Regions from separate parts of the Mus musculus genome. Here region 1 is linked to region 2. A link is a loop called in an ENCODE intact Hi-C map of the cell type or tissue named here. Cell type or tissue: heart. All regions are shown on one strand. Links, peaks and the distances in the headings refer to the core of each region. The heading gives the core; the rest is flanking DNA. Region 1 overlaps Yap1 (yes-associated protein 1). Region 2 overlaps Cep126 (centrosomal protein 126).

Region 1 (16,657 bases), core at 3,954-11,953, 94 kb after region 2:
CAGTAAAGGAGTTGAGCTTGTTAGTTTAGCAGGTTCACCCACATGTATACGGGCAGAGAACTTGGGCCCTGATATGTCTGTGACCTTTCATTTGGAATTCTTCCAATCTTACTATATGCTTGAAATTTCCATAATTAAATTTTGAGGCAGAGGTATTTATGAAAAGTAGTGTTTGAAAGGATTTTTGCTTTTGTTGTCTCTTTCCCTGTGTGAATACACAGTAAAAACAAGTTCAGTCGACAATGAGACTGTAGAATTCCTAGCATACACATGTATTCTTTTCCCCCACATAGTCAAAATTTCTTTTAAAGGCTTGAAAATATTCAGAGTAATCAAATTTCTTAATACATAGCACAGTTTTGAAGTCTAGACAATTATATAATCCTAAATAATACATTATATTTCAACATTTTACTTTAAGGAGTAGGTATATAACTAGGTTCTACTTTGTGTGTGTGTATATTACACCACTTTCATATATATATATATATATATATATATATTACAATAATTTCTATTATTATTATTGTTTTTTGAAACAGGTTTTCTCTGTATAGTGCTGGATATTCTAGAACTTTCTATAAACCAGGGTGGCCTCAAACTCAGACACCCACCTGCCTCTGTCTCCTGAGTGTCAAGACTAGAGGCCTGCGTCACCACACCCACACCTTCTGCACACCTCTCCATCTACCCTCTGGCCAGGCGATGCCTTCTGAACAGCAAATCCATTACCATAACGTGAACAGTGATGTGAACTGTCTAATCAGCACAAGCCATCTATATTGTAGTTTCCTAACTATCTACAATTTTTTGTTTTGCTTTGTTTTGCTTTGTTTTTCGAGACAGGGTTTCTTTGTATAGCCTTGGCTGGAACTCACTCTGTAGGCCAGGCTGGCCTCGAACTCAGAAATCCCCCTGTCTCTGCCTCCCAAGTGCTGGGATTAAAGGTGTGCGCCACCACTGCCCGACAGGACAGCTATCTACAATTTTAACTTTCTGCTGATATAAACAAAAAATCTCAAGCAGCCAAAAGATATAGTTAGAAGAAAATGCAAGGCCATTTAACTAAAGCTTTTGTTTCTTAAGCTGTAAGTAGTGTAAGTAGTGTTGGGTCATAGTTAATGAGGTGCACATTCAGGCTATACCAGCTTAGATTTTCTCTAGAACATAGGACTACCCTAAAAACAAATCTGCCAGAGATTGTAGTACATGCTGAATATCACCCAGCACTTGGTGACAGAGGCAGGTAGATCTTTTATGAGTTTAAGGCCTGGTCTACAAAGCGAGTTTCAGGCTAGCCAGGGCTATACAAGAGAGACCCTGCATGGGGGACAGATATGGAGATATATTAATTAATTAATTGACTAAGTATAAGTAGCCAAATATTCGTACTCATAGTTGATTATTGAGTAGTTTCCCTAAGGGGAAAACAAGCATTTTATGTTTTTTTAAGAAACTGATATGGTATAGATGAATGGTGGCTGTTTGTTCATTTTAATTCATAGAAAGCCTATAAATGAACTTTATTGTGTTTTTCCTAAAGTTGCTGGTATTATTTAATACATTTACAGTTACTAAGATACTTAAGTTGGGTGATCACTTTTTATATCTGCAGATCTGTGTATGTGCTGTGTATACTATGCCTGATTTGGCAGATCAGCCTTAGATATTTGCCCGTGTGCATATTAATGTTCTTGCAAGTGTTACTACACAGTACTGTTATATAAAAAGATGTTTTACCTGTGAGTCTGTTTGATGGAAAGCGTGGGCAGCCTCTGTCCATCTAGACTGCTGCTTTTCAGCAGTTAAAGTCTATATATATTGTTTTGGGTTTGTCTTAGAAGAGCTTTTTATAGAGTAGGGCAGAACTTTCCGTATCTCCCACGGGTCTCATTTTATCTTGTTAAGTGATTATAAGTACTTGCTAAATTAATTAAGCCAAGACACCTACTATGTCCTTCAAAATAACTGCTGGTTCAAAGGCTCCCTAGTAATTCAGATGTGTACATTCATTTGTCAAGGAGCGGTGGAATGAATGGAAAATTCTCAAAATTCAGTAAGTCCTTGTTATCTGTCTACTTTTTTCTGTCATCAAACAGGGTCAAGCTAGAGGTAGACATAGTTTTAGAAGCCTCAGCAGATAGGCAGCCCTTCACTCCCATCTCCTTCCCCTGTCCTAGGCTTCTACTACTCCTGCTAGATAAACATTTTCTGTATCATTTTATACAGATACATGATTGTGCATGAGAGTACCACGAAATCGTTAAGGAGCCATATAAATGTCCTCTTAGTTTTTTAAAGGAGAAGTTTTACTTTGTCTGAAAAGCAGTGATATTTTAAACATTTTTAGCTTCACATATAAAAATTTTACAAGCCTTTCTCAGTTTGTATATAGAATTAGCTCAAGTTTCATCATGGTCTTAATGTGGAATGTCTTTTCTGTTATTGTGTTAGTAAAGGAATCAATTTTAAATAGAGAAAAAAGTTCTAAGGAAAGAAACTTGCATTCTGATACTTGTGTCTCTGAAAATACTTTGAACAGTCTCCTAGTGCCTTACTTGATTTTATTCTGGTGCCTCTTCAAGTACGGATTATACTTGTACTTTCAGGAATACAGCCTAGCATTCTGGATGGCAGTTTGTGCATTGCAGCATTATTTATCTATTTTTGTAAAGGGTTGCTAATCGCCTGGTGCCTCCCTGTCTGAGTTGTGTGCTTGTCTGTCTACGTGAAATCACTTGATAGGCTCTCTCATCTCCAACAATGTTGCCTGTATTTTTAGTTCACCACCCTGGCTGAAAGTGAAATAATTTAATAGAAACATTTAGAGATCAGCAGCTTACTTTGAATAAGGCTGATATTAAGCGGACCTTTTTTAGAATAGGTCTGTGTTTAAAAACCTGTGACAGTATAGTTATGAAATATAATTCATTTATCCTACCTTTGGCTAGGACATATACACAGCCTCTCTTTAACTGTTTCTAAGCATGGGCTTTTGTTTAAAAGAAAGATTAGTGTGTCCATGGTTTTTTTTTTTTTTTTTTTTTTTTTTTTCTTTTTTTGTTGGCAGGATTTTACTCTGTATCCCAGGCTGGTTTCAAACCCACAGTGATTCTCCTGCCTCAGTCTCCTGAAAGCTGTGGCTTCAGGCATGAAACAGCACACCCTATTTACCCAGTCTATCCCTGTATTTAGATTTGAAGTCCTACAGGCTCTTGACATTGAGGAGGCTTCCTAAAGCCCCTTGAGCTGTTCTGCACAGGAATTGGGAACTGGAGCTCACATCTGAAATCTGAGACGGTGACCTCTAGTGCAGTGTTACTTCTGAGCCAACCCCTGCTGTTTCCTAAGAATAGCCTTTCTCCAGCAGTGGGTCAGCACCCCAGATACACTTGTTGCTCGCTCTTGCTGGGTTCTGAATGGATATGAGGGGGTGAGAGGAGGTAGAGAGGCTCAGAAAGGTTCCCTGACACATTGAAAATGCACTAATGTTTGTGACCTACCTCTCCCTCTCCCTCTCCCCAACGTGAGTTCTGAAAGTAGAAAGAGGCTTCTGTTGGTAGGTGAAACTGAGAAGAAAAGAAATACCTAATAAATGTGTCATTTCAGTCTCATAATAAGAAACTTAAGCCTTATAAACAATGAACTGATAGGGAAATTGAGCCTAAAAGGAGTAGTGCTTGAGGCACATAACTTTAGGATGTCTACAAGGCATTTTTAATACATAATGCTTTGATTCTTTGAGAATTTCATTCAATGGATTTTGAGTATATTCGTCCTCACCTCCTCCCAGACTAAGACGTTTGTAAGTTCTTGGGGACAGGGTCTTGCTATGTAGTCTAAGCTAGCCTGGAAGTTACTGTGCATGTGGGTCAGACGATCTTGAACTCTTGGCACACCCTGCAACCCCAGCACATGAGAGGTGAAGGCTGAGTTGTGCATCCTCTGACCTGGCATGCCATCACATTGGCCATGAGTATTTGTTCGTATAGCATTTCTTCAGCTCTAATATGTATAGCTTTGATATTTTACCTCTGAAGTTTAGGGTTTTCTTAATGCTGGGCATGAAGGGCCTGTTTCAAAGTCAGGAGGACACAAAATAGAGAAGCCTACCTGATAATATCTCTAGTGAGCTGAGAGGACTTTTATCTCTCTGCTCTCTGGCTAACAGAACCACAGAAAGCTGGCCAATGTTGGCAGGATTTTGAGACAGCAATCTGGAACCCAGGTACCTTCCTGGAGTCATAGCATATACTAATGTGTAATTTGTATTTCATTAGCATTAGCTCTTGATTTTTGCTGAATTTCTTGTTTAGTCTCATCGCAGCGATTCAGAGATGGAACAGGACACTCTGCCAGGCCTGGTCAGGGTTGCATCCAGATCCCAGCACTTGATACTATAAAGAAATCACAAAGTAACTTCCTGTACAAGGTTGATAAGTTAGTTGGTCTTTCAGTGTCGCTAAGTGATTAAATTTCACTTGCTGTAATCAATATAGACTCTACAGGAAGTGACCTGACATCTTCTCTACACAAGGGAGTTGGCATTGACCCTGATGGACGTGGAGAGAGCATGGCTAAGGGATTAAGGACTTCATGATTCATCTCTCGACCGTGCATCTTTGCTTCCCAAAATGGACTTCCAAGCAAGCAGATTGTTCTGCTGTTAGCTTTAGAATTTTAGTGAGAGCATTTTTTCTTTTTCCTATTTATTATATTTTGTAGATACCATTTTTAAATTTTTCTATGCTCTTATGATACCAGTGAATTGTCTTTAAAATGCCCATGCGTCTGTCTGTTGGTTCTTTATGGAACTTAACACTGAAGAGCTCTCACTCCAGACTTCACTCTTGCCAAGCTTGGTGCTTCCTGCCTGTAATCTTGGCATGCCGGATGCTGAGATACTGCCATGAGAGTATGAGATCAGCTTGGGCTACGTAGTGAGTTTCTCTTTTCTTTTCTTTTAATTTATTTATTTTATTTATAGAAGTACCCTGTAGCTGTCTTGAGGCACACCAGAAGAGGGTATCAGATCCATTACAGAAGGTTGAACTACCGTGTGGGTGATGGGAATTGAACTCAGGACATCTGGAAGAGGACTCAGTGCTCTTAACCACTGAGCCATCTTTCCAGCCCAGAAAGTAGCCGCCGCGCCCCCCCCCCCCCCAGGAGTTTCTTTTCTTACAAAGATTTATTTATTTTACTTTATGTATATGAGTACACTGTAGCTGTACAGTGTGCTGGTTGTTCATATGGTTGTTGAGAATTGAACTTTTAGGACCTCTGCTCACTCTGGTTGGTCCCGTTTGCTCCAGTCCAAAGATTTATTTATTATTATACATAGTACACTGTAGCTGTCTTCAGATGCACCAGAGGAAAGAGTCAGATCTCATTACAGATCTGATTACAGATCTCATTACAACCACTATGTGGTTGCTGGGATTTGAACTCAGGACCTCTGGAAGAACAGTCAGTGCTCTTACTCACTGAGCCATCTCGCCAGCCCTCACAGGGAGTTTCAAGACAGCTGGTGCACAGGGTGAACATTTCTCAAACTCCCTATCATCTTATATATGTATTTATAAATATTTAATATTTAGTATAAACCATTTGTCTCATTAACTTCATGGTTATCCTTAACTGTTTAGAGTAGTGATTTACTCTGACTTAGAATTTTTTATGGCTTCTTGTTAGTTTGCTTGCTTGCTTGCTTACTTGCTTGGTGTTTGTTTGTTTGAGACAGGGTTTCTCAGTACAGTCCTGGTATTCCTGGAATCACTGTAGACCAAGTTCTGCCCTCCAACTCAGAGATCCACCTGCTGTGGCCTCGGCCTCCTTAGTGCTGGCGTTAAAGGCTGTGCCATGGAATTTTAAGTTCTACATGGTGAGCGGTATGCTGGCCTTATAAAAAAGTGTTGGCTCTGGGTTGACTTAACAGATTAAACTTGCTCTACCTGCAAGCAGTCTCTGGTTTGCTTATGAACAGCCACCAATATAGGCTTTTGGGGAGCCAAGCAGAGTACTGACTGGAAAGCTGAGGTGAGGGCATCTGTTACAGCTGTTTCTACAGGAGACAAAAGTCTGCAGATACGTCTCAAGTCAAAGTCAAGGGCAAGACGCCCAGTGGCAGATAAAGGATCCTATGAGTGTTTAAAATTTGGGGTTAGCCATATAACATTAGAATCATGTTGAGATGTGATGTAGGTTTTGTTTTTACTGTAATTTAGTTTTTGAAACAGGGACTAACTTATCCCAGGCTAACTTCTAGGGTGTGTTGTGGAGTCTATATCTTGCCAGGAGTGTTGTGAACTCCTGATCCTCTATGCTCCAAGTGTATGTGCCCCTACCCCACAGTAGACTGGAGGGGTTTTTCCTTGATTGGCTCTGTTTTCAACTTTTTTTGGGTGTTCACATGAATGTTCTGGGAGGTCAGAAGACAGTCTGCTTTGGGGAATGGGTTATCCCTTCCATTGTGGCTTTTTTGACCAGCCCTTTTCCCTCTTGCTTTCCCTTCTTTCTTTTTTGTCTTCTTTTAATAGCCTCCCAATTAAACCAGGCTAGCCTTTAACTTGATAGACTCCTTAGCCTCCCAAATGTTGGTTTTTGCATGACATCTCTTCTGAGAATGTTTTTTTAAATAGTGTCTTATGTTCTCTGAACATCACACTATTGTCTAAGGTCCTTATTTTCTACCTATTGTATAGTCTTATTGTACAAGTAACTGATGTTTACTGTGGGGGTGGGGAGTGGAAAACACTGCGAGGTGAAAAGAATAAATAATTCCTTATCGCATGGCTCATGGATATCACTTGGCTGTGTATTTTCAGGCTGTTTGAATTATAGACTTTGGATATTACCCAGTAGTTCTTCAGTAAAAGGTCACTGTTCCTCTCCCACTAGCAGCTCATGAGTAGAGTACATCCAAATGTGACCTTGTTTTTAGTCTCACCCTGGAGTGTAGGTATTGTTTCCCTCAATGTGTATGTTATGTTGTGGTTTGTAACTTAGTTTTCATACTTGCTTATGTTTGTTTGTGTGTGTGCCCACATGTACACTGAGGCAGAGAGATTCTTCACTTTCAAGGCTAGCCTGGCTTAAATCTGAGACTATGCCCCGAGAGTTAAAAAGCTGGTCTAGTTAAAGCTTGTGTGCTTATGTGCCCCGATGTAGAGAACAACTTTAGGAGTCAGTTCTCTCCTACCAAGTGGGTCAGTTGACTCAAACTTGAGTTGTTAAACTTGGCAGGAGTGCCGTTGCCCTAAGAACTGTCTCACTAGCCAGTATTCCTTTTACCTGGCTGCCTACCAATGTTTGTGTATACCATATTTTGCTGTTGGTTTGCTAGTGGACGTTTGAGTTGTCTCCCCATGAGCTACTGTGAATAACACTGCTTTAACATGAGCGCACAAGAGCCTGAGTCTTTCCGGTGGGTCTAGAAATAGATTGCTGAATCATGTGCTGATTTTGTGTTCAGTTTTATCTTGAGGAGCTTTGAAACCTTCTACTTAGCAGTGTTTTTCATTTCAGCAGTGCACAAAGCTAGCGCTTGCTTCAGATCTTGGAAGACATGTAGTTTCTTCATGGCAGGCATTGCAAAGGGTGTTAGAACTCTCGCAGGTAGGTCTCTTTCCTTTTCTTGTGTTGGGGATGAAGCCCAGGGAATCACATGTTATAAGCTGTTGCTCCGCTACTGACCTATACCACTATTCTGTTTTGAGCTCTTATCTTCCTCTGCGTGACAGACACATGAGGAGTTGAGAACGATGCAGACTTTTTAGGAAGTTCCCAGTAGCATCTTTACCCCTCTCCCACTCTCCTACTCGAAGTGCTTTTCCTTCCTTTAAAAGTGTCTGATGTCAGCGGTGCGGTTTGGGCTCATTACTGAGTAACAAGCCTGGAATCACATTGTTTCTTTTTAAGAAAGTGAATGATAGACTCTCATCCAAGCCAAGAATGTAGGGCTGTTATGTAGAATATTAGTGAACTTTCAACACTAAATTTTAAATACTGATTAATGTCTTCCTTTTGTCTGATGTAAGTTTACACACTTAGTAAATTAGAAAGGGAAAAGTCACTTTGTAGTTGCCTAGAATCAGGATATTTGTTCAGGTAAAATACTAGGACCCTACCCAGTTTACAACACAACTGCAACACAATCCTACCACAATTGACATTATTTATACCTTTCTTCTCTGAGCCTTCAAGTCAGTGACTAAGAAATCGCACTACATTCTGAAACATACTAACACTGCTTTGCAGGAGACAAAGATGATCTATGAGGTAACTGAATGCTAGGACTTAACAACAGATTTTCAATCTCTATAAGCAAGCCATTAGTTTTCTTTTTTAATCCTACATCAAGTTCTTGCTGTCCTTGCAGAGGACCAGAATTGAATTCCTACACCCAATCTTCTATAACCCCAGCTCCAAGGGATCTGATGCCCTCTGCTGGCCTCTAACACCATCAGCACATGCCCCATGCAGTCACACAGAGACATACTACACAAATTACAAAACTATAAAAATAAATAACCTGAAGTCACTAGTTAGGTAGAGAAAACAAACAAAACGTACATATAGTATGTAACTCCTCATCTCTTGTTCCCGTTCCCATGTTTCAGCTTTACCCCTCCCCCACACTCCTAAGCAAGCGCTAGCTTTGTGCATTGCTGAAATGAAAAACACTCTAAGTAGAAGGTTTCAAAGCTCCTCAAGATAAAACTGAACACAAAATCAGCACATGATCCAGCAATCATCAAATGTGATCATGACAACGCATGTGAGCATTGTCCCAGTGATCAGCCTTTCAACCAGGAAATACTTTTTTTGTTTGTTTTTGTTTGTTTTTCAAGATAGGGTTTCTCTATGTAATAGTCCTAGCTGTCCTGGAACTCACTTTGTAAACCAAGCTAGCCTTGAACTCACAGAGATCTGATCTGCCCCTGCCCCTGGAGTGCTAGGATTAAAGTCATTCACTTCCACACCCCGAAAAAAAATACTATTTTAATATTATTTTGTTAGGCTCAGTGGGAGCTGGTTTATTAGCCAAAGTTCATATGAATTGCCACTTTCCTACTTAGTGTCTCTTCTACCATTTGGGGAATGCTTAAAACCTAATAGACTCATCTGTCTTAGCAGTTTGGGTGGCTAAAATCTTGTATTGTTAGCAGTTAAAATGTCAGTGTAGCCGTAATATACAGTGGATGTAATCCCAGGTCTTTAGTAAGATGACTTCCCTTAAAGTATGTTTGGGAGCCGGCATGCCCAAAGGCCTTTATTTGCAGTAGATGTGAGCTAGTTCCCTGGGCTGGTCTGCTGTGGGCGGCCACCAAGAGCTGGTCAGAGCTAGTTCCTAGTTCCCTGGGCTGGTCTGCTGTGGGCGGCCACCAAGAGCTGGTCAGAGCTTGGATGGGCTGCCTAAACTTGTCTTCCTGGCCCTGCTCTAGGGCCTCAGGGTGGATTCCTGTCACAGCAAAGGAGGGTGAGGGAGGCCTGGGTCTGAATTGAACGTCCTTGCTTCTGACCTTCAGTCTCCCCTCCCGGACTGACAGACATAAAATCAAAAGTTAATGTTGCCTTTCATCTCTAAAACAAAGCTACTTTTTTCTGGCATGCTGTAGTTGCATTTAAATACCATTTACTCGGGCCTATCAGTTTATTTAACTCCAATACATCTGTGAAGCAGAGAGGTCCTAATCTGGCTTTTTTGTTGTTAAAACAGCATGTCTAGAAGTAGATTTAAGAGAATATTTAAAATTGTTAGGGGTCAACCTCTTTTCTTTCTTTTTGCTTCCTTCCTTTGGTTTTTGAAACAGGTCTGACTTTGGAGCCCAGGCTGGCCTGGAACACTAAGTAGCCCAGGCTGGTTTTCAGTTCATCACAGTCTTCCAGCCTCAGCCTCCTGCGTGCTGGAGCTTCACAGGATGCCACATCTAACTCTGTGTGTGTGTGTGTGTGTGTGTCTGTGTGTGTGCGCACGCGCGAGTGCATGCATGCATGCGTGCGTGTGTGTACTTGGGTGGATCCTGGAGTCTCAAGGAGTGCTGAGTGGCAGACCTGCTCTTAACAACCAAGCCATGCTCACCAACCCTGGTAAATCTGCAAGTTATTGGGAGACTCCACTTGGATAGACTTCCTGAGATTTTAGACTTCTTGGGGCTGGCACAATGACAGTTAGGGAAGGTCTTTGGAGACTTTATTTGGAGACTCATGAATCTTGAATTCTGGCTTTTGTTCTCAGCTCATGCTATGCTGACTCTGTCATTTTCTGTATAATAAAAGGGGGAAAAATCAAATTGTGAGCTTGGGAGAAGTGGTGTCGATTGATATATCATTATGAAAAACGTGTTGATTTGGAGGGGAACCATGTGACTGAAGATTAGGGTTTCTGCCCACACATTTTTGAGCACTTTACCGACAACCCAGGACTTTGAACTCCAGTCTTAGATTTTGATTTCTGACAATACTGAAAAACTTACCATAGAAGAAAAGTGTATAAATTGTCTCATCTTTATCAGAGAATTATGCTATGTGTCTCTCTGAGCCCTTGAGAGTTCTAAACAGTACGTGGTGAGTTCATAAAAGGATTGGCTATGGTCTCAGAACTGGAGCTGTAGGAGCACTAGGCTGGACTGTATATCCTTGCTCTAGAATCAGTAAAGCGCATAGGTTTCCCTGGACAAGAGTGTCCTCTAGCACGTGACTGTAACTAACATTCCACTCTTTCACAGTGTGTAGGTTTGATAAGGTACAGGGAACCTCCCTAGCACTACCACTAGGTAGACGCTCAACACACAAGCAGTCTTCACAGCCAGTTTCAAAAACAGACTTGCACGTTTTCTAAAGTCAGGGTCTCCCTCCCTATATATCCTTCACCAGATTCCTCGCCGGCCTGGAACTCACATCTTTCCGGGTCCTGGGATTAATGGTGTGCGCTAACACATCAACCCTAAGTCAACTTTGTAGTCAAGTCAGTCACTTGACTTCTCATTAGACAATTCACTAGTCTTATATTTAAGTGCAGATTTTCACACTTTTCTATTAAAAACTTGTGTGTACATGCACGTGCATGCATGTGTATGTGTGCGCGAGTGCCTGCTCATGTTATCTGCTTCTCTGCCCATTTTAGTCTTCCATTTCACCCACAGCCGGCCCCATTGTGAGATTCAGGGTAATGGTGTAATCTATAAACTTGATGAATACAAACATTTAAAACACATATTACATGTTTAATTTAACCTGGAAGTCACTTTCAAGACTTGCTATTAAAGAGGAAAGGAGTTGCACTGTGTTTGGGGTAGCCTGCTCTGGCAGCCTGCATCTCTGTGAACTAAGCTATCTCTTTATCGGGCTATGGTAGGGTGCTTTTCAACAGTTAAAACTACTTATATTTCCCAATAAAGATAAAATGATGTACACATAGGATGCCAGAACTATGTACATATCTGTGTAGTGCATCACTATGTAGATCAAGCTGGTGTCAAACTCGAGCTCTTCTTGCCTCTGCCTCCCAAGTACTGATATTAAATACTCCCACTATGCCCAGCCTTTGAGGGTCCACCTTTACATGTGTGGGATTGAACTTGGGTTGTCAGGCCTGTGTATGTTTAGCCCCCTGAGCCAGCTTACTGACTCCAAAATCAAGATTTTGAAAAGCACTAAGAGTTACTGGGCACATCTTTTGATTGGTACTTGCTTATTCTTTGCCTTGATTTGCAAATTGACCATGTTATGTTGTAAGCAAGAACTCTTTGTCCAGGCTGGAGAGATGCTCTTCTAGAGATGCTCTTCCAGAGGTCCTGAGTTCAAATCCCAGCAACCACATGGTGGCTTAAAACTATCTGTAATGAGATCTGATGCCCTCTTCTGGTGTGTCTGAAGATAGCTACAGTGTACTTATAGATAATAAATAAACAATTCTTTTTTTAGGAAAAAAAAAAAAAAAGAAGAACTCTCTGTTCAGAGGTTTCCTACAGTTACTATTTTGGGATTCTTTCTGAGGAGACAGTGTATCTGTGTTTGCTTGTTTTGTTTCCTAGCTCATAGTTAATTCTAAGCTTGATGTTGGTTGAATTAATTGACTAGAAACTTTCTTTTAGGTTTGTTTATTATGTATATCGTACTCTGCCTACATGTAGGTCTGCATGCCAGAGGAGGCCACCAGATCTCATTATAGATGGTGCTAAGCCGTCATGTGGTTGCTGGGGATTGATCTCAGGACCTTTGGTAGAACAGCCAGTGCTCCTAACCTCTGAGCCATCTCTCTCTAGCCTCTAGAAACATTTTTACTGAATCTTTGTGTTATCACTTTATCCCCTACCAGGTGACAGCCATCTGAAACCTCTAGACCTTTCTATCTCTCTTACACCTACATTATTCTTTTTCCTTTAATAAAAGATTTGTTTTTAAATTTGTGTGTGAGTATATGTATGTGCCCACAGAGGCCAGAAAAACAACAGAATTCTGAAGATCTGTAGTTACAGTCGTTTCTGACCCAGACTGCTTGATAGATGGGTACTGGGAAACTGGTACTTACTAGGTGAACTAGGCTGGCCTTGAACTCACAGAGATCCTCCTGTCTCAGCCTCCTGGGTCCTGGAATTAAAAGTGTGCACCACTATGCCAGGCTCACAGCCTTTTATAGGAGCCACAGGTCCAGTGGCTTTTAAATATGAAGTTGATTCTCAAAACTCTGGGAAGTAAATAAAACAGTCTCCACTACCCCTTTGTGAAGATTAAGCAGGTTGCCCAAACATACCCACGTAATCCAGATTACAGTCTTTGTTAGGGCTCTTTGGGGTTTTGAATTTTGTGTGTGTGCACTATACTTGTGAATGTGTGTTCACATGTGCACTCTTGCATGTATGGAGGAGGCCAGAGTTGACATTGGATGTCTTCCTCCATTGCTTCCTGTCTCGAGACAGGTTCTCACTAAGTCCTGATCTTGTCTTGACTGGACTGGCTGGCCACTGAGCTCTAGGGAGTCCGTCTGTTTCCCTCCCTCAAGTATGGAGGTCAGATCTTTATGCTAGTATGGCATCTCCCCTGTCCCCTGTAGCTTGGGTTTTAACATAGAGACTTCTAAAAGGACACACACTTGTTCAGTGGTAAAGCACTCAGACATCATACCAACAAATAGAAATTACCGGTAATTCAGTGACTTGTCCAGGGTGGGAAGGCAGAGTGAGCTCTGATTCTGCTGAGGATTCAGCCATTCTCTGTATGAGGCTTCTTAGGGGTGACGGTTTGACTTTTACTCTGCTTTGTCTCAGTCACAACGATCAGACAACAACATGGCAGGACCCCCGGAAGGCCATGCTTTCGCAACTGAACGTTCCTGCGCCTGCCAGCCCAGCGGTGCCCCAGACGCTGATGAATTCTGCCTCAGGTGAGCACCACCCTGTTGGGAGAGCCACGTGCATGCTGTTTGTATCCTTGTCTTCCTTTCTACCCAGAGCCAGTTGAAGTTAAAGTAGCATGCATTTAGTCTTAATCCATTGAGGAGACTGATAATTGGACAGGAGTTTTCTAAAGCTCAGGCTTCCTGTAGTCATGTGGTTGTAAGTTGTTTGGTGTTTTTACTTTTGGTTTTTGACATCATATTTGTTTGTTGTGTGTGTGTGTACTTACACAATGGCATATGACAACAGCTTTAGAGAGTCTGTTCTCCTACCATCACGTGACACTCAAGGATCACACTCAGGTCGGTAGACATGGCAGCAAAGCACCTTTACCCCTGAACGCCCCCTTCCCCAAAGCATTCCTGAGATGGTCTAATGTAGTGATGGCTGACCCAGAAGCCCCGCTCCTCCTGCCTCTACCACCCTGTGAGTTTGTGTTTGAGTGCTGCTGTCTTCCGTCCAGGATCTATGATGGCCTTGACTCATGCATTTGTAATATGAATAGAAAGCACGTAGTTTATTTTAATGCTTTAAGGATGAGAAGAGCACAGCTGTATGGCACGATTGCCTTAGGGGTGTTAGAGTCCAAGCTTTGGTATTCAAAACTCCCTTTTTATTTGTTTGGTTTTGAGATGGGATCTGCCAGAAACTAGCCTCAAACTTGCCTGCCTCTGCCTGTTTGTGTGCCATCTTGCTAGATTCAAACTCTTTTTAAAGCAGATGTTTGTATTACCTTGACAGAACCTATAAGGATACTGTGTGCCATAAACCACTGAGCACCTACCCCTCTTACTTCTAGATGTAGCAGCATGCATTGCTAAACCGTCTTCACTGCTGGGTGCAGTGAGGGGACCCTTTAATCCCGGTACTCAGGAGGCAGAGCTCTGTGAGTTTGAGGCCAGCCTGGTCTACAGAGTGATTTCCAGAACAGCCAAGGCTCCATAGTGCACGCTGTCTCAACCAAACAAAAGCAAACACAGTTATGTGACTACAGCTTTTCCTTGTTTGCATAATGAGCAGTAATCCTACTCACTAGAGGAGAGATGGATGCTACAGGAAGTTATCGATTCATTTAAAGCCCTTATGTGTTTAAGTTTCTTTTCTGTATATGAGATTTTTTTATTTGATTTTTAAATAATGTTTTTAGTTGAAATGTATAGGTTTTGCCTGTATGTATGTATGACATACCATGTACATAGGTGGCCATGGAGGGCACATCTGGAAACAGCAGTTAGAGATGGTTATAAGCCACCGCATGGGTGCTGGGAACCCATCCTGGTTCCTCTGCAAGAGCAGTAGGGGCTTTTAACCCCTGAGTCATCTCTCCAGCCCCATAGAAAGAAAGCTTTTGGCTTAAATGACAGGTAGTAAGCAAAAGCCTCTTCCTTGCCCCCAATCAGGTGCAGTGAGCCTTTCTCTTTGTTGAATGGGTCCAAGGCCACACACAGCTGCCTAACTGGAGCTTCTAACAGTGGGCAGGAATCTGGTAGCAGACTTGACTGGAGGGTTTGCAGATGTGAGACCTCCTCCTGCCCTAACCTCACGCCTGCTTTGGTTGAAAACAAGCTTTAAAAGGTGATGGCTGAAAATGAAAGTTAGGGTAGAATGTGGGGTTGAGCAATGCTAATTATAAAGGTGACTTGCTGAAGAATAAGGTCCCACAGCTGGCATAGACTTTGGCACTCTCAGAATCTATTTGATTTAAATCCTAGAGTTTAAAAGGTGAAAATGACGTGGGTATTTTTCACTGGTAGTTTTACTTTGGTAACTTTTTTTTTCTTTAACTACCAGATTTCAAATAAAAGTCAGTAGCAGACACTTCCTTACTGTGGAAGATGAGGGCAGCCTGTGTTCACTGAAGTTGGTTGACTCCTTTTAGAACACTGTTTTATCACAGTGGTTCATCCATTTGTTTATCCTTACCCTTCCATTTTTTGGTTTGATTCTTTTGAAAGAGTTTCTCCATGGAGCCCTGACTATCCAAACTCACAAAGTTCCACCTGCCTCTGCCTCCCTAGTGCTGGGATTAAAAGTGTCTGTGACCATGCCCGTCAATAAAAATTATATTTTGATTGTTTGTTATTATGTATGGGGGAGAGGCTTCAGTGTGTCAGAGCATAAGGTTTGGGGTTGGATTCTCTTCTGCCTCAGGTCTAAGAGTTGAGCTCAAGTATCAAGCTTGGGAGGCTTTACCAGCTGAGCCCTATGTTCTCCCCTGCAGCCTCCCACTGAGAGTCAGAGGTGTAACAGCAGCTGGTTTTCAGGTGATAGAAGTCTGTATTTAGAACTTGCTAGGAGCTCTTAAGACCCCACTCCTAGTCTCTAAACCATGTGATAAGTGGCAGAGGGGACAAAAGAGGACAGGGTGACATTGGAGACCAGAAACTATGGTTTGCTCATAGAGATTTGTTTCTAGTAATTACACTGTCCTTTAAGGAGGACTTTGTGGTTAGACGGTACAGTGAGCTAGGAAGAGATAGGTCTACAGCTGTGCTGAAACAAAGGCCTTAAAAATATAATCACCAACTACTTCAGAAGGAAGCTGTGTAATGACACATGCCAGGAAGCCAACACTGCAAGAGCAGAGGCAGGGGGATGGCTGCAGTGAGACCTAGTGCTCCCTACACACACACACACACACACACACACACACACACACACACACAATTGTGTTCAAGACTCCAGGGATACCAAGTCAGAACTGTCCAGGTCACCTATAGAATACAGGAGTGTTTTAAATGGCAAGCTTTAAACTAGTGTGTGCTGTAAATGGTCTCTAACCATGTAAGTAGTTGGTTATACTGGATTACTGTGAAGTAACAAAATATCTATACATTTTAATATACAGTTTTAATTTTTTATTTAATTTTTTTTTATACATTGATGGTTTAATCAATGCACCTAAAACTTGGGGATCGTGGGAGCCTATTATATGTGGAAGTCTCCAGAATAAAACAAATTTTAGCCAGAGACCATGCTACTTGGTCTATTCAGTGCTGATGACACTGGTGGTGTGTGTGGTGTGACTAAATCTGGAGGTTTTTTGTTTTCTCCCAATAGAGAATTGAGTTCCTGGCCTCACCCAGATGTGGGAAAGACTCTTCCACTGAACATTGTCCCCGTGTCCACTCCCCCAGCCCCCGTCTTCCCCTCCTCCACTTACACTGGGGCTTCAGCACATACATACATACTCTCATTTGAGATCATGTCTTGTGTATCCCTACCTGGCCTTGTACTAAGTAGCCAAAGCTGGCTCT
Region 2 (16,657 bases), core at 5,597-13,596:
TCTACCTGCCTCTGGGATTAAAAGCGTGCGCCACCACACCCGGCTTGGCTTTCTATTATTTATGTTGTTATTGAAGATCAGCCTTAGTCCATGGTGATCTGATAGGATGCATGGGATAATTTCAATATATTTGTACCTGTAGAGGCCTGTTTTGTGACCAAATATTTGGTCAATTTTGGAGAAAGTACCATGAGGTGCTGAGAAGAAAGTATATCCTTTTGTTTTAGGATAAAGAGATATCTGTAGATATCTGTTAAATCCATTTGTTTCATAACTTCTGTTAGTTTCACTGTGTCTCTGTTTAGTTTCTGTTTCCAGGATCTGTCCATTAATGAGAGTGAGATGTTGAAGTCTCCCACTATTATTATGTGAGGTACAGTGTATGCTTTGAGCTTTACTATAGTTTCTTTAATGAATGTGGATGCCCTGGCATTTGTAGCATAGATATTCAGAATTGAGAGTTCATCTTGGAAATTTTTACCTTTGATGGGTATGAACTGCCCCTTCTTGTCTGTTTTGATAACTTTGGGTTTAAAGTCAATTTTATTCCATATTAGAATGGCTACTCCAGCTTGTTTCTTCAGACCATTTGCTTGGAAAATTTTTTTCCAGCCTTTCACTCTGAGGTAGTGTCTGTCTTTGTCCCTGAGGTGGGTTATCTGTATACAGCAAAATGTTGGGTCCTATTTATGTAGCCAGTCTGTTAGTCTATGTCTTTTTATTGGGGAATTGAGCCCATTGATATTAAGAGATATTAAGGAAAAGTAATTGTTGCTTCCTGTTATTTTTGTTGTTAGAGTTGCGATTCTGTTCTTGCGGCTATCTTCTTTTAGGTTTGTTGAAGAATTACCTTCTTGCTTTTTCTATGGTGTCATTTCCCTGCCTGTGATAGAGTTTTCCCTTTATTATGATTTGAAGGGCTGGATTCATGTTACTTGGCCTCTTTCCCTTACTGCTTTTAATATTCTATCTTTATTTAGTGCATTTGTTGTTCTGATTATTATGTGTCGGGAGGAATTTCTTTTCTAGTCCAGTCTATTTGGAGTTCTGTAGGCTTCTTGAGCATTTCTTTCTTTAGGTTAGGCAAGTTTTCTTCTATGATTTTGTTGAAGATATTTACTGGCCCTTTAATTTGAAAATCTTCATTCTCATCTATACCTATTAGGTATCCTTAGGTTTGGCCTTCTCATTGTGTCCTGGATTTCCTGGATTTCCTGGATGTTTTGAGTTAGGATCTTTCCATTTTGCATTTTTTTTAATGTTGTGTCCATGTTCTCTATGGAATCTTCTGCAACTTAGAATTCTCTCTTCCGAGTTACAGAGACAAAATTTGGAAGTGTGACGAAAGGATGGACCATCTAGTGATTGCCATATCCAGAGATCCATCCCATGATCAGCTCCCAAACGCTGACACCATTGCATACACTAGCAAGATTTTGCTGAAAGGACCCAGATATAGCTGTCTCTTGTGAGACTATGCCAGGGCCTAGCAAACACAGAAGTGGATGCTCACAGTCAGCTATTGAATGGATCACAGGGCTCCCAATGGAGGAACTAGAGAAAGCACCCAAGGAACTAAAGGGAACTGCAACCCTATAGGTGGAACAACAATATGAACTAAGCAGTACCCCGGAGCTCTTGTCTCTAGCTGCATATGTATCAAAAGATGGCCTAGTCAGCCATCACTGCAAAGAGAGGCCCATTGGACTTGCAAACTTTATATGCCCCAGTACAGGGGAATGCCAGGGTCAAAAAGGGGGAGTGGGTGGGTAGGGGAGTGGGGGGGGGGGTATGGGGACTTTTGGTATAGCATTGGAAATGTAAATGAGCTAAATACCTAATAAAAGATAGAAAAAAAAAAGAATTCTCTCTTCCATCTCTTGTATTCTGTTGCTGATGCTCGCATCTATGGTTCCTGATTTCTTTCCTAGGGTTTCTATCTCCAGGGTTGTCTCCCTTGGGTTTTCTTTATTGTTTCCACTTCCTATTTTTAGGTCTTGGATGATTTTATTCAATTCTATCACCTGTTTGGTTATGTTTTCCTGTAATTCTTTAATTCTGTAATTCTTTGTGTTCCTCTTTAAGGACTTCTACCTATTTAGCAGTGTTTTCCTGTAATTCTTTAAGGGATTTTTGTGTTCCTCTTTAAGGATTTCTACCTGTTTAGCAGTATTTTCCTGTAATTCTTTAAGGGATTTTTGTGCTTCCTCATTAAGGGCTTCTACCTGTTTAGCAGTGTTCTCCTATATTTCTCTAAGTGAGTTATTAATGCCCTTCTTAAAATCCTCTACCAGCATCATGAGATATTTTAAATCTAAATCTTGCTTTTTGGGTGTGTTGGGGTATCCAGGACTCGCTGTGGTGGGAGTGCTGGGTTCTGATGATGCCGAGTAGTCTTGGTTTCTCTTGGTAAGATTCTTACTAACAGAAACAGATGCCTTTCCCCATCTGGTAATCTCTGGTGTTAGATGTTCTAGCTGTCTCTGACTGGAGCTTTTTCCTCCTGTGATTCTGTTACCCTCTGTCAGCACTCCTGGGAGTCCAACTCTCTCTAGTGTCCCAGTGGTCACTAGTGTCCCAGTGCTTTCAGGCAAGCTCTCTTCTGGCGGGAAAGGTGGGCAGATGTCTGGAGCTCAGATCTGACTCCTGGCTGAAGATAAAGGCCCGAAGGGACCCTGTACAAGAAGCTCTGTTGCTTCTGCAGCCCGCATGCTCTCCTGCATGGACTAGTCTCTGACAGACCCAGGATACAAGATGGCAATCTTGCCTGATTCCCGGGGTCAGAGCTCTCTTTGGAGGCTGTTTCTCCTCTGGCGGGGAAGGTGCACAGAGGACTGGGTCTCAGCTCTGCCTCCTGGCTGAAGATGAAAGCTGGAAGGGACCCTGTCCAAGAGGCTCTGTTGCTTCTATGGCCAGTGCACTCTCCTGTGTGGACTGGTCTCTGAGAGACTGGAGATACAAGATCACCATATCATTTATGATACCAATTTCTGTACTTTACTGTATTTGAGAAGTATATGAATATAACCCAGACATGGTGGTAGAAGCCTTTAATTCCAGGAAGCAGAGACAGGTGTGGATCTCTGAATTCAAGGGTAACAGAGTTAGTTCCAGGACAACCAGGGGTACACCAAGAAACCCTATCTCTAGGGGGAGGAGAGAGAGAAAGAGAGAGAGAGAAAGAGAGAGGGAGAGAGAGGAGAGAGAGGTGGGGGAGAAAGAAAAAGAAATATATGAACAAATTATTTGTGGTTTTTTAAGAATTATTTATTTTATGTATATGCGTACAGTGTTGCTGTCTTCAGATATACAAAAAGAGGGCTCCAGATCTCATTACATGGTTGTGATATCCACCATGTGGTTTCTGGGAATTGAACTCACCTTCAGTTTTATATAATTGTTCCCAATCAAATTGCTCTTAATTTTGGACCTAGTATACGTAAAGGACTATTTCTGGGTTCAATAGGGAAAGAGTCCTATATTCAATTTTCAATATTTTGACTCATCAGAATTTCATTACTAATTCATCAGTGATTCTCTGTGCATAATTGTTTTTTGTGTCATGGTATGATTTTTTCAGATGTACAAGAAGCAATTCGCAAAAACCCTTCCATCAAAAATACTTTACAATTAATACCACTTCTGGTAAGTATTTCCTAAATTCTTTCTTTGGTTGGTTTATGTGAATATTAATAGAAATAAGAACCTTCAGAGTCAGGCTGGAAACATAGCTCAGCAGTCAGGGACACTTCTTTTTGCAAAGGACCAAAGTTTGACTCCTAGCACCTACATGATGGTTCACAATCATCAGTAACTCTAGTTCCTGGGGATCAGATGCCCTCTTCTGACCTCACAGGAACATGAGTGCACATACATGTGTGCAGGCAAAACACTCAGTCACATAGAATACAAAAAATAAATCTTTTTCACATGTAAGAACCATTGAAAGATAACATTGAGTGCCCTCGGTTCTGAAATCTTGATAGAAAGGAATAAAGTTGTACAAAGTCTACATTTCTCAATACTGCCTCTTGTGTAAAATGCGCCTGTGCTCGTTCTGAGCCAGGCCTACAGTGAGCAGCAGTGAGGAGAGGAAGCTGCCGCTGCCCCACCACCACCACCACCTAGGCACAGCTCTGGAACAGCCTTGTTGACATTCGATTGTTCCCTACTTGCTTGTGTTTTCCCTAAGTTTTTTTAATTGCCTAATTTGATATTTCCAGTGATATTTTTTCCTTCCTAATAAAAATTTAATGGATCCAAAATTTTAAAATTCTAAGTATCTTTACTTTGGCTCCTTCATTATGAGACTTTGTATATGTCACATTTTAAATACATTTTTTTTTCTCAAAGGATCTGGCTCCATAGAGAAATGTCTGTTAATGACCTAATGATCAAATCTGTAACACAAATGCTTACGTTTTTAGCATTTACCCATGCTTAACTGCAGTGATCTGTGAACAATAGTCCTATCAAGATGGGTCCAATCCACTAACAATGGGTAACCCTCTGGCTACATTAGGTCCAAATGTTGTTTTAGTGTCTTTTTGTTTTGTTTTTCAAGACAGGGTTACACTGTGTAGCCCTGGTTGTCCTAAAACTTGATCTGTAGACCAGGGTGGCCTCGAACTCAGAGATCTACCTGCCTCTGAATCAAAAATGCTGGGACTAAAGGCATGAGCAACCACCACGTGACTAATGTGATAGTTTTTTATTTAGAATAGATGATTTTCTCCTACCATACATCCTGACCACAGTTTCCCTCCCTCCACTTCTCCCAGCTCCTCCCCTCCCACCTCCTCTCTCCCTCAGATCCATTCCCCAACCGTCTCCCTTCAGAAAAGATGAGGCTTCCAAGAGACAACAACCAAACAGGACAGAAGATACAGTAGGACAAGGCAAAGGCCCTCACACCAGTGCTGGGCAAGGCAGCCTAATAAGAGGAAGCATCCCAAGAGCAGGCAAAGTTGTAACTTTGCTTTAACGCTGGAAAGAGGCATTCTGGTCCCTGCAGCTTCACCCTGTTGCTCCCTGGGAACTTGTCCTCTAACCTGGCACTCTTTGGGGTCTCCATTGCTCTTGCCACCTTACCTGCCTTTTTCCAGGTTATTCTTCAGGACATGACTGCAAGCTTCCATCTGGGAGGGCTATTTCAGCCCAAGCTTTCTCCATGTTGGCCCCTCTACAGTCTTCCCAACTCTGGCTCGTCTGTGCATCTGGCACTCTGATAGGGCAGAGCTAGAAAAAGAAGGGAGCTCCTGAGGCAGCAGGTGAACCGTGCAATATAACGGAGTCGCCAGGAGACCACCAAGGCCCTACAGTTGCGCAGGTGTAAATTATCAAAGTAAAACAACCCTACAAATCTTAGAATTTTCATTTTAGAGTATCTTATTTAGTTTTAAAATAAAATTAATTTAATGAATTTTTAAGAAGCAAGTTATTTCTTCGGCCTAAAATATATGTTAAACAACCCCAGAATCTTATATGACTTTCGAGTGTTTCTGTAAATAAACAAACAAGGAAGGAAAGAACAGATGACAAAAGCATTCCTCTGCATTGTATTGTGTTTTTTGAGACAGGACATCATATCGCTAGTCATGAACACTTGGTCCTCCTGCCTCTCACTTCGCAAGAGCTGAGATTATAGGGTGCACAGCACACCTGGCTTCAGAAAGCTACTCCTAAGGATCTGGAGAGGTGGCTCAGTGGTGAAGTCCTGCTGTGCAGCATGAGGACCTGAGTTCAGATCCCTCGCACCCACATAAAAAAGGTCTCTGGATCATCCCTTAGGCTCAGAAACAGTCAGACCTCAGGGCTCCACTGGCCAGTCAGCCAAAATGGTGATCTTCGGTTTCAGTGAAAAGACCCTGTCTCAAAAGAAGAATAATAATTAAGTTGGAGCCTGCACGTGCACATGCAGACGAGCACATCTGCCCACTCAGAACCACAGCACTCACACAGTCAAAGGAAATTCCTCCAAAGCACATATTACCAATAGTAAAATATGAAAAGTGTGAATTATTACTGTCCATAGGATGCCCTACAAAGAGCAGGATACAGCATCGTTGAAATTGATGCATGTACTATTTTGATTTGAGTTTTAGTCTTCTTAAAAGTCATGATCTGAAAAGAGAATGACCTGTGAACATCTGCAGATGTGACAGTTAAGAGAACCCTCTGAACTCTCTTACAGAGCAGCCAGCCAAGGGCAAGTCTGTCTCCTGATGTTGGATCCACAGTGCAAAGAAAATACTGATGAGCTGTGATAGTCACTACTTAGTGGAATCATTATTTTTGAGAATTCCTGTAAATAAGTTCTGTAATTCTGCATTTATTAATGATTTAAAATACTAGACTTTTATGTTTATAAAAGTAAATCATAATGTACTTAATGAAAATGAATTTACTAGCTTATATTTATGCTACAAATTATACTTTATTATGTATTTTCTTGATACATTTTTAATGAATGAAATATTTCATTGTTTTCAATAAGCATGCTACTGGATATAAATTTTCTCTATTTAAAAATAAGAGACTATTTTATTATTCAAATTATGTATTAGGGATGATAGTGAATCTTTGTTTTCTGAAGTTCCAATAAATTTTGTACAAGTATATAAGAAACTTATTATTAATAACATCCCCATAAATAATAAAGCTATTTGTTTAAGATTTTACAGGATCTCTGCTTTTTATGTTACCATAATCTTACTAGATTGCATATTCATTTTATTCAAGGGTTATTAGTCTCCCAAAAAAACTGACATAAAAATTCAAAGTAAGGGCTAGAGAGATGCCTTTTGACATTTAAGAGTTCTTGCTGAAGCTGGGCGTGGTGACACACACCTTTAATCCCAGCATTTGGGAGGCAGAGGCAGGTGGATCTCTGAGTTCGAGGCCAGCCTGGTCTACAAAGTGAGTTCCAGGACAGCCAGGGCTACACAGAGAAACCCTGCCTCGAAAAACCAAAAAAAAGAAAAAACTCATAGATAACCCATAGATAGTTAGATAGATAGATGGATGGATAGATAGATAGATAGATAGATAGATAGATAGATAGATAGATAGTTGAAGCAAAGGCAAAACTTACATATTCTTTCAGAAGGGTTTATAAAATTATGTATGACAGGACCAGGTGCTTTAATCCAGCACTTTGGAGGCAGAGGCAGGTGTGTGTCTTTGTGAATTTGAGGCTAGCCTGGTCTACATAGGAAGTTCTAGGCAATGAAAGCTACATAGTAAGACCTTGTCTGTCAGGGTCCAGGAGTCTTGATCAATTTGTAAACTTAAGTATTTAAAAATTTGATCTTCCTTAATAAATGCTGCTGCTCCCATATTGGAAGACCCTGCTGTGCCCGTGTGTATTAGGGAAGAAACTAGTACTGGAGCTGCCCTGGTCATGTGGTATCAGTGTAGAAGTCCTAGGTGTTCCCAGCCACCCTCACCGTAATAATAGCATACTTAGAGAGATGTACAAGTACAATAATGACCTAAAGAGTCTAGGTACCCCAGTTTCCTCTGTTCCTAAGGGGAAAGGGAGAACTCATGGGGTAGAGGGAAAAGTGGCCAAGGTTGGAGAGAGGCCTATTGGCCAGGCAATAGCAGAAAGATTGCCGGGTGGTTTGCTCTTGCCTAGGGGCTGTCTTTCCTGAGTCAGAGAGATGGTTTCACACTTTGTTGGAACCAGTGATGTCTAAGGCTCTGTTATTGGTGGCCTGGACCATCATCCCAGGATCACACTACCAGATGCACAAAGACAGAGTCTCCAAGTCTTTCATGTACATTAGTTACACCATTTTTTATCTTAGTTTGAATGGGGTTGGGTTATTTAGGGTTTTTTTTTTTTTAGACTGACTCTCCATCCTCTGTAACTGAATATGATTATCCTTATCAGTGGCCCAGGGAGCTAAAGTTTCACAGCCCTGTGAAGCACAAAAGTGCACATCTTGTCCCCTACAGTTGGGGTCTTCATCTGAGGGACAAGGAAGGGTTGCCACACTGTTTTCCATACTCAGTCTTCATCTGAGTGACAAGCATATACCTGAAGGGCAACCAAACTGTTTTCCATACTCTGGATCCCATATTCAAAAGACCTAGAGAATGAGGGAACATACATGTTTACAGTCTTTGGGTGCCTATTCCATATTGGCCCAAACAATTTACATAAGCCAAAGGTGAGAGTGGGGGGACCATAGGCAGAAACACTGATAATTAGGCTCCCATCTGTAGTTCTAATCAAAGTTCATATGTGTTGTACTGGAGCATGTTCCTCAGCAGCCTGGGGCAACACAAAAGAGAAAACTAGTCTCCAGCCTCTGGTCCTGCAGATGTTGTGTGATGACCCGTTGATGGTCCAGATCCTGATGTTTGGGGCTTGTGGGGGTGCTTCAGATGAGAGTGATGAATCCAGGATTGGATCCCATCTACTTTCATAGCCATTGGGGTTGTCAAGATCACAAAATAGATTCCTTTTCAGCATGGGTCTAGGTTTCCTTTTTGACTTAGCATTTCAGCCTGTTAGGCAGACAGTATTAGGATATTGTCATAGGGGACCAGACAGGCTGAAAATGCTGGGCAATGGAGCATTTCAGCAGTTCCAAAGGTGATCCCTAGATGGAGTCTGTCAGCCAGGTGAAAATCTGCTAAGTCAAATATAGACTAGGAACAGAAGTTAAAATTGTCTAGCAATTGAGGAAAGTAAGGCATCCCAAGACCAAGGGGGGGAAAAAAATCCCATTTTTAAGAACAGGCAGATATATTTACCTGGAATCCATTTGATTTGTGGCAGGTGGATCCAAATCCTACAACTTTTTGATTCCCTGAAGCTTATGTGAATTTAAGTTTTCAGAAGAATGTACAGTAGTAGTCCCATTGTACTGAAATCTATATTTTAGAAAAAGTAATTAACAGGTGTCTCTAAGACAACATAGTAGACTAATGCCTTTGAGACCTAGTAAAAGTTATAGATTTGGGTCAAATAAAAACACAGAACATTCTTTTTTTTTTTAGTCTAGAGGGGTAGACATACAGATTGAACAGAGATCTGAATGAAAGATAGCCAGCCAGCTTAGTGGTGGTGAGAGAATAGAGGAGGTGACATGGAAGGACCAGACACAGGAGCAAGCTGGGGCCTTTCAGAGCTGCCCCCCCCCCCATGTGTTACAGAAGAGAGAAAGGAGTATGAGTCTAAGCAGGGCCCAATAAAAGCTCTCTAGAATCAGTGAGTCCAGGGTTAGAATGTAATTAATAAAAACAGTGGTAATAAGCCAGCAGTAATGAAGATATTTTTTAATTCTTTTCTAATCAATTGGTCATAAGATATAGGATGGAGAGAAGAAATGAAGGATGATCCATGGGTGTCTGTGGTCAGGTTAGCTGTGTGAATGGTTGAAGTCCTGAGATGGAGTATGTGAGAGCCAGAAGGTAGGGATTAAAAAAGCAAAAACAGATCTGACATTTTGATTTTCCTATTAGCTGTCTCATGGTGATGTGGCTAATGGAACGCAACCACCTGAGGCTGTGGAGATGTCCAGGCTGGGCAGCCACGAAGGGCCATGTCTGGGTCCATGGCCATACTACAGCTGGGGTCTGTGCTGATGTCTGTGGCCCAGGTTGCCATCAAAGGCCATCTGGATATCAGTGGTCTGGGCTGCTGCCAGAGACCAGGTTGCTCCCTGGAGGCCATGCTGACTCTACAGGGATGGAGTGGGGACACACGATAACACAGACTGGTCTGGGTAGCCTGTACTGCCTCCTGAAGCCATGATAACATCCTGGCCTGGGCTGCCACTGAGGGCCATGTCCATAGCTCTATCACAAACAGGGTCTGTGGTGATATCCAAGACCCATGTTACCACCAGAGGCCATGTGGATGTCCCTGGTCTGGGATGCTGCCTGAGCCCTGTGCTGAGGTGGCCCTGCCCATTGATGGCCACCATACTCAGGACAGCTGGCCTCTCCTGAGATGCACACACCCACTTTGCCCTTGCCTGGGCAAAGTGAGAGACTTGGCAAGCAGACCAACTCAGCTTCCACCCAGGCCCAGATCCAGGGCTCTGAGGTGTACCACCCCAACTATGAACTACTGAAGCAGGTGAAGGGGCTGGTCCTGCAAATCCAAAGCTGCAGGATCCCCATGACACGGGAAAAATGGGATGAAGAAATTGACTTATGGACTCGGATAGAGACAAAAGAGCTCAGTGAGAATGAAGTATTGATAGTGTAGCAGAACCCAGAGGCTTCAAACCAAAGACTCATTGCAACGAACATTTGTCAGTAAAGCTGTTTGGGCAAAGTGTGTACTGTGGGACGCACTTGTGGCACACTGCAGCTTCCATGACGAGATGGCTTTTGTTGTTTTTGTTATTTTGGGGCAGAGGGCAGATATGAGGAAATGGGAGATGCATAGGATTGGGCTTCATGATGTGAAATTCACAGAGAATCAATAAAAAGAAAGAGGGAGAGAGGGAAGAAAGGGAGGAAGTTCGTGTATTCCCCTGACTACTTGCTCCTGTACCCTATATTTCTTTTTACTAAGAAATTCTTTTTTTCCCAGTAGATTTTTAAAATTCTTATTTCTCTGTGTGAGAGGCAGAGATGAGAGTGGAAGGGAGAGAGAGAATGCAATTATGCAAAGCTGATGATGTTCACATCAAAGTCAAAGGATCAGTTCAAGAGCTGGTCTTCACCTCCTGCCTATTGAGACAGAATCTGTCCTGTTGCCTCTCCTACTTCCCAACAGACTAACTTGCACACAGGCTTCCACTGGTTGTCCCATCTGTCTCCCTGTGATGGTTTGAGCCCAGGGAGTGGTACTATTAGGAGGTATGGCCTTGTTGGAGTAGGTGTGACCTTAGAGGAAGTGTGTCACTGTGGGGGTGGACTTAGAAACCCTCCTCCTAGCCACATGGGAGCCCTTCTTCTCCTGGCTGCCTTCCAATCAAAATGTAGAACTCTTGGCTCCTCTCACATCATGACTCCCTAGACACCGCCATGCTTCCTGCCTTGATGCCTGAACCTCTGAACCTGTAAGCCAGTTCCAATTAAATGTTGTCCTTGGTCATGGTATCTCTTTCCCTGCAATGGAAACTCTAACTAAGAAACTCCCTATAGGAAGTCTGAGATCACAGATGCACACACCTACTGCATCTGGATTCACACCTGCATGCAGGAATTAAACTCAGGTTGTCAGGCCTTTGCTTTCAGGTGCTTTACCCATAGAGCCTTCTCAATGACCCTTCTACCACTGAATTCTGCTAACAGCATTATCTACATTCCCTGCAGATAGAACTTTGGCCTTGAATCCTAGACAAACTTGTTTAACATGCATTGCTTTCTTAGTCTTTCTAGGAGAGGAAAGAGGTGCTGCAAATTGGTCATTTGGAAACAGAGCTGAAGCCCAAGGTCTCTATCCATATTCATAAGCCAATTTCTTCATCCTTATATAGTTCTAGGCTTGTAGAGATTTTCTCAGACACTCGACGGTTCTCTTTGTGCACTATTACTGGCACAGGAGTTAAATGAACACCCGAGGTCATTATTTGCTCGTATATATTGTGATCCAACAGAAAGGCCTCTTGAAGTACAGGCCTAAGGGAAGCATGTTAACTCTTTCTTAATCTTATTTAATTTAATTTATTTGTCTAGAAAGGGCAATTAGAAGATGAAACATGAGGTAGTTTGAAATGAAACTTATTACATATTTTCACTTTTATGGTAGGGGGCAGGAAGGAAGGAGGGAGAAAAAGACAGAGCTTTCCACAGCACATACGCTGACAGAGAACAACTCACGGGAGTCAGTTCTCTCCGTCCATAGTGCATGCTCCAGGGATGGAGCACAGTTGAGTTTCTGGCTAGGTCTCAACCCCATGCAGCGTAGCTCACAACTGCCTGTACCTCCAGCTCCAGGAGATCTGTGCCCTCTCCTGACCTCCACAGATATACACCCAAGCATTTATACACACAGATTCACATAAATGATGTTTTTTTAATCTTTGATTTAAAAAACTAAAGAGGATGTTCATGTCCTCTGTAGAGCTAGCATTGTTTTTATCCCGGACCTGGACAGAAACACTCCCGTTACACAGGCCATGCTGTCACCATGCCTCCACCCCAGTCGCTGGCCTGGACCTGCCATGGAAGAGGTACTGCTTGCACACAAAGAATGACGGAATGATGGAGCCAGGCAACACTAATGACAATGATGGCAGTATAATAATAGTTCGCGTTTTTAAGCATAAACTAGTTTAGTACTCTAAACATTTCTCGAGCTTTTTCATTCAATTCTCTAAAAAATACTTTTGTAGATACAAAGCCTAAGGTACTGTTCTGGGAGACAGCATTCATCTTGCATCCTACATGAAAAATACAACAGCTGCAAAGGAAGTATCAACCAGATACTGAGCTTTTCTCTGTCTCCCCCTCCCCCCCCCCTCTCTCTCTCTCTCTCTCTCTCTCTCTCGTGTGTGTGTGTGTGTGTGTGTGTGTGTGTGTGTGTGTGTGTGTGTGTGCAAACATTTCACCTGCTGAGCCATCTCTTTGGGTCAAGAGGGTTGCCTCTGTGGAAATCCCTTGCTCTAGGATGTTCCCACTATAAACTGCTCTGTCTCACCCATGCTGTTCTCTTTAGTTCATTTTGGGGAGCTGAAAATATACCTTAAACCCCACATTCATGTCTAGCTTTGTTTATCTCAGATGAATAATGGAATGCCAAGCAGAGAAACACTAGCTTCTCTGGGATACCAACATCAGTTCAAGTACTTAATGAATTTGGAAAGGTACCTGGACTTGAAAGCAATCATGTGTATCCAATCCCTTCAAGAACTGCCTGGCTGGGTGCTGGTGGCACACGCCTTTAATCCCAGCACTTGGGAGGCAGAGACAGTTGGATTTCTGAGTTCGAGGCTAGCCTGGTCTACAAAGTGAGTTCCAGGACAGCCAGGGCTACACAGAGAAACCCTGTCTTGAAAAACCAAAAAAAAAAAAAAAAGAACTGCCTGGAACTTATAATTTCCCATTGGATAAACCAGGAAAAGACTGATTTTTCTTGTCTCTAGAAAGAATAGTGTCTGTTCAACTATGTACTTTTTAAAGGTTTATTTATTTATTTATGTGTATGAATATTCTGTCTTCCTATATGTCTAGATGACAGAAGAGGACATCAGACTCCATCTCCATTATAGAAGGTTGTGTGGTTACTGGGAATTGAACTCTGGCTCTCTGGAAGAACAGCCAGTGCTCTTAACCAGTGATCAGGCATTTTATTCAAGCAAAATATAAGATAAATCCAGATTCCAACAGGTCTTTGTCATCAGAGATCATTTCCTTTGTCTCTCTGGGTTTTGGTTTTTTGTTATTTGTTTGAAAATTCTTCATCTTTATTAACTAACTATGGCCACTTATGTTTGTCTTCCAGGGAGTCTAGCCTCTCATACCCCCTCTCAGAGCTCACCCTAGCTCCTCTTAGGTCTTAACTACTTGAAAATGATGGAGAGGCAGTACACACAATACCTCAGAGAAGGGTCTATTTAAAGACAATAAGACAACTGATAGCAATGATCCAGAGCATAAAACAGCCATTTGCCAATGGTCTCTATATCTCTGGAGCTTGTCATGTGAGTGAAGCAGAGTCATGGTGAGTCAGTGATCCTCAGAAGAAATCCTGAAGTGACATCCCACATTGATACCATCCTCAGAAAAAATCAGCAGAGTCATCAGTTGAAGAAAGGTGTTAGAGGTAAGAAACCATGTGCATACAGCAGGAACACAGAGCAAAAGACCTGGAAAGGGAAGGGAGGCTTGGAAAGCAGAAAAGTTTCTGGTTTTTTGCACTAGTTGCACTTTCTAGTGATAATGATAATATCTGTTTCTGGACCCTTTCATTTGGCGTTCACACTGGCTTCCTGAAAATCAGGTCCTGCTCTTTTGACTTTGGTGTTCCTGTGGTCTGATTAGAAAACCGACCCTTCAGTAACTGGAGGTGGTGGGCAGGGAGCTGGTGCCTGAGGAGCAAACCACAAGGAGAGAGGTGAGTTAGCTTGGGAGGTTAGATGTTTAAATTGAAGCACTTTTATTTAATTTTTCTGTTGAGTTATAAGGAAAATGAAATCTTCAATGTGTTGACTCCTTCAAGAGTCTACTTAGGCACTCTAGGACTCACCAGAATGAATTACTGTGGAAAACAATCAATATACAAATTTTTTAAACATGTATGAGTGTTTTGCCTGAGGGCAATGTATATGTGTGTGTGTATGTGTGTGTGTGTGTGTGTGTGTGTGTGTGTGTGTGTGTGTGTGTATACATACATATATATCACATGGATGCCTACTGTTGTGGGTTGTTTTGACATTGTTTGTATTTTGATGTTAATTTTGTTTCCTCAAGAGGGGTTGGCTCTGCCAAGCAGTCCATTGTGAATTCAGAATGATCTCATGTGAACCTTCTCTCCATTTTAATTGGTCAGTAAAGGCTAGAGCCCATGATTAGGCAGTGGAGGGGAAAGGTGGAACTGGAGGTTTGAGAGTGGGAGCAGGTAGAGAAAGAGAAGAGGACAAGAGGGGAAGGAGAGAGGATAGAGGAAGAGGAAACCATGATGGACCAAAACCACATGGCCAGGAGAAACTGCAAGCAGCAGGGGTTCTTATAGCTGGGGAATAAGTTGGTATAGTGTTATATCTGCCCAATCTAGGCTTATAGTTTATAATAACTGGATTATATATTTTATATGGGCTTATTGGGTTTGGAAATTCTAACAATAACCTACTACCCCCAAAATCCCCCCCAAAAGGGTGTTGGGTCCACTAGAACTGGAGTGGCAAGCAGTTAATTGTGAGCCACCATGTGGCTGCCGGGAACTGAATCTGGGTCCTCTGCAAGAGCAGCAAGTAGACAATCACAGAAACCGCTCTCCAGCCACCTCATTCATCATTCAAAGTTGTATATTCCTGGCCTGGGTCTTGGTTAGTGAAATGCTTGCCTAGTAAGCACAAGGTCTTATGCTCAATCCCCAGCACCAAACAAAATTGGATATGATGGCACGTGCCTAGAATCCCAGGACTGAGGAGGAGGCAGGAGGATCATAAGTTCAAGATCACCTTTAGCTACATAATGAGTTTGAAGCCAACTTATGCAACATGAGATCCTTTCTAAAAATAATTTTTCAAAGTACTTATTCCTGAACTTCTTGGGGTTCACCATTTCCTTGTATTTGAGGATACTAAGGTATGTGTTAGTTTGAAGCTTATCATGGCTCACAGTTTTGAGGTGTCAGGCCATGACTGCAGACACACATTGTATTAGGCCTCTGGTGGCAGGTTAGCAGCACAGCAGAGCACAGCAGGAACATTATACAACAAAGCAGTACACCTGATGGCCAGAGTGTGAAGGGGAGGAAGAGGGGAGCTGGGATCCCACTGTTTCCTTTGAGAATATGCCCTCAGTAATTGGAAGGACTCCCACCATGTACTGTTAGCAACCAGCCTAGTGAATAAACCTTTAGCATATAGACCCCTGAGGAACATTCTATATCCAAACAAGAGCAAACTGCTTTCTATTTGGTTCCATAAGTATACCTTCTTCAACTTCATACAAGTCATTGATGAAAATGTTGAATGGGATAGAGCTTAAATAACAAGTCCTCTGGGAGAGCAGGGGAGATGGCTCAGTGTCTTATTAGGGTTACTATCACTATGATGAAACACCACGATCAAACAACTCAGGGAGGAAAGGGTTTATTTGGCTTATACTTCCATATAGTTGTTCATCAGCAAATGAAGTCAAGACAGGAATCCAAACAGAGCAGGGACCTGAGGCAGGACCTGATATAGAAGCCATGGAAGGGTGCTGCTTACTGGCTTGCTGTTCATGGCTTGCTCAGCCTGTTTTGTTTATATATATAAAACTGAGGACTATCAGCCCAGAAATGATCCCATCCAAAATGGTCTGGGCACCCCCTAATGAATCACTAAGGAAATACCCCCACAAGCTTGTCTACACCTTGATCTTTTTTTTTTAATATTTTTTATTATTACGTATTTTCCTCAATTACATTTAGAATGCTATCCCAAAAGTCCCCCATACCCTCCCCCCAACTTCCCTACCCACCCATTCCCATTTTTTTGGCCCTGGCATTCCCCTGTACTGGGGCATATAAAGTTTGCAAGTCAATGGGCCTCTCTTTCCAGTGATGGCCGACTAGGCCATCTTTTGATACATATGCAGCTAGAGTCAAGAGCTACGGGGTACTGGTTAGTTCATAATGTTGTTGCACCTACAGGGTTGCAGATCTCTTTAGCTCTTGGATACTTTCTCTAGCTCCTCCATTGGGGGCCCTGTGATCCATCCAATAGCTGACTGTGAGCATCCACTTCTGTGTTTGCTAGGCCCCGGCATAGTCTCACAAGAGACAGCTATATCAGGGTCCTTTCAGCCAACGCTTGCTAGTGTATGCAATGGTGTCATCGTTTGGAGGCTAATTATGGGATGGATCCCTGGATATGGCAGTCTCTAGGTGGTCCATCCTTTTGTCTCAGCTCCAAACTTTGTCTCTGTAACTCCTTCCATGGGTGATTGTTTCCAATTCTAAGAAGGGGCAAAGTGTCCACACTTTTGTCTTCGTTCTTCTTCAGTTTCATGTGTTTTGCAAATTGTATCTTAT

The links. Peaks named below come from ENCODE experiments on the same cell type or tissue, not always from the same donor. Only the 100,000 strongest peaks of a DNase experiment are listed, where the experiment ranks them.
Region 1: a loop joins it to region 2, with 2.7 times the contacts of the local background. A loop is called at or near these places in 2 of 42 quality-filtered maps.

The regions. Positions count from the first base shown.
Region 1 is chr9:7,970,526-7,987,182 of GRCm38, reverse strand. Yap1 (yes-associated protein 1) reads left to right here. Exons shown (of 9, transcript NM_001171147.1): 3 at 13,272-13,387. Among named protein-coding and RNA genes, the nearest start is that of Yap1, 26 kb to the left of the region's middle. In heart, for the core only: a CTCF peak has its summit at 8,447 (motif pointing left); no DNase peak of the experiment used is centred there; H3K27ac peaks cover 1,498 bases.
Region 2 is chr9:8,066,483-8,083,139 of GRCm38, reverse strand. It overlaps Cep126 (centrosomal protein 126), which reads left to right. Exons shown (of 11, transcript NM_001045524.2): 10 at 3,581-3,645; 11 at 6,194-6,508. The coding sequence ends at 6,256. Among named protein-coding and RNA genes, the nearest start is that of Cfap300, 32 kb to the right of the region's middle. In heart, for the core only: a CTCF peak has its summit at 8,603; no DNase peak of the experiment used is centred there.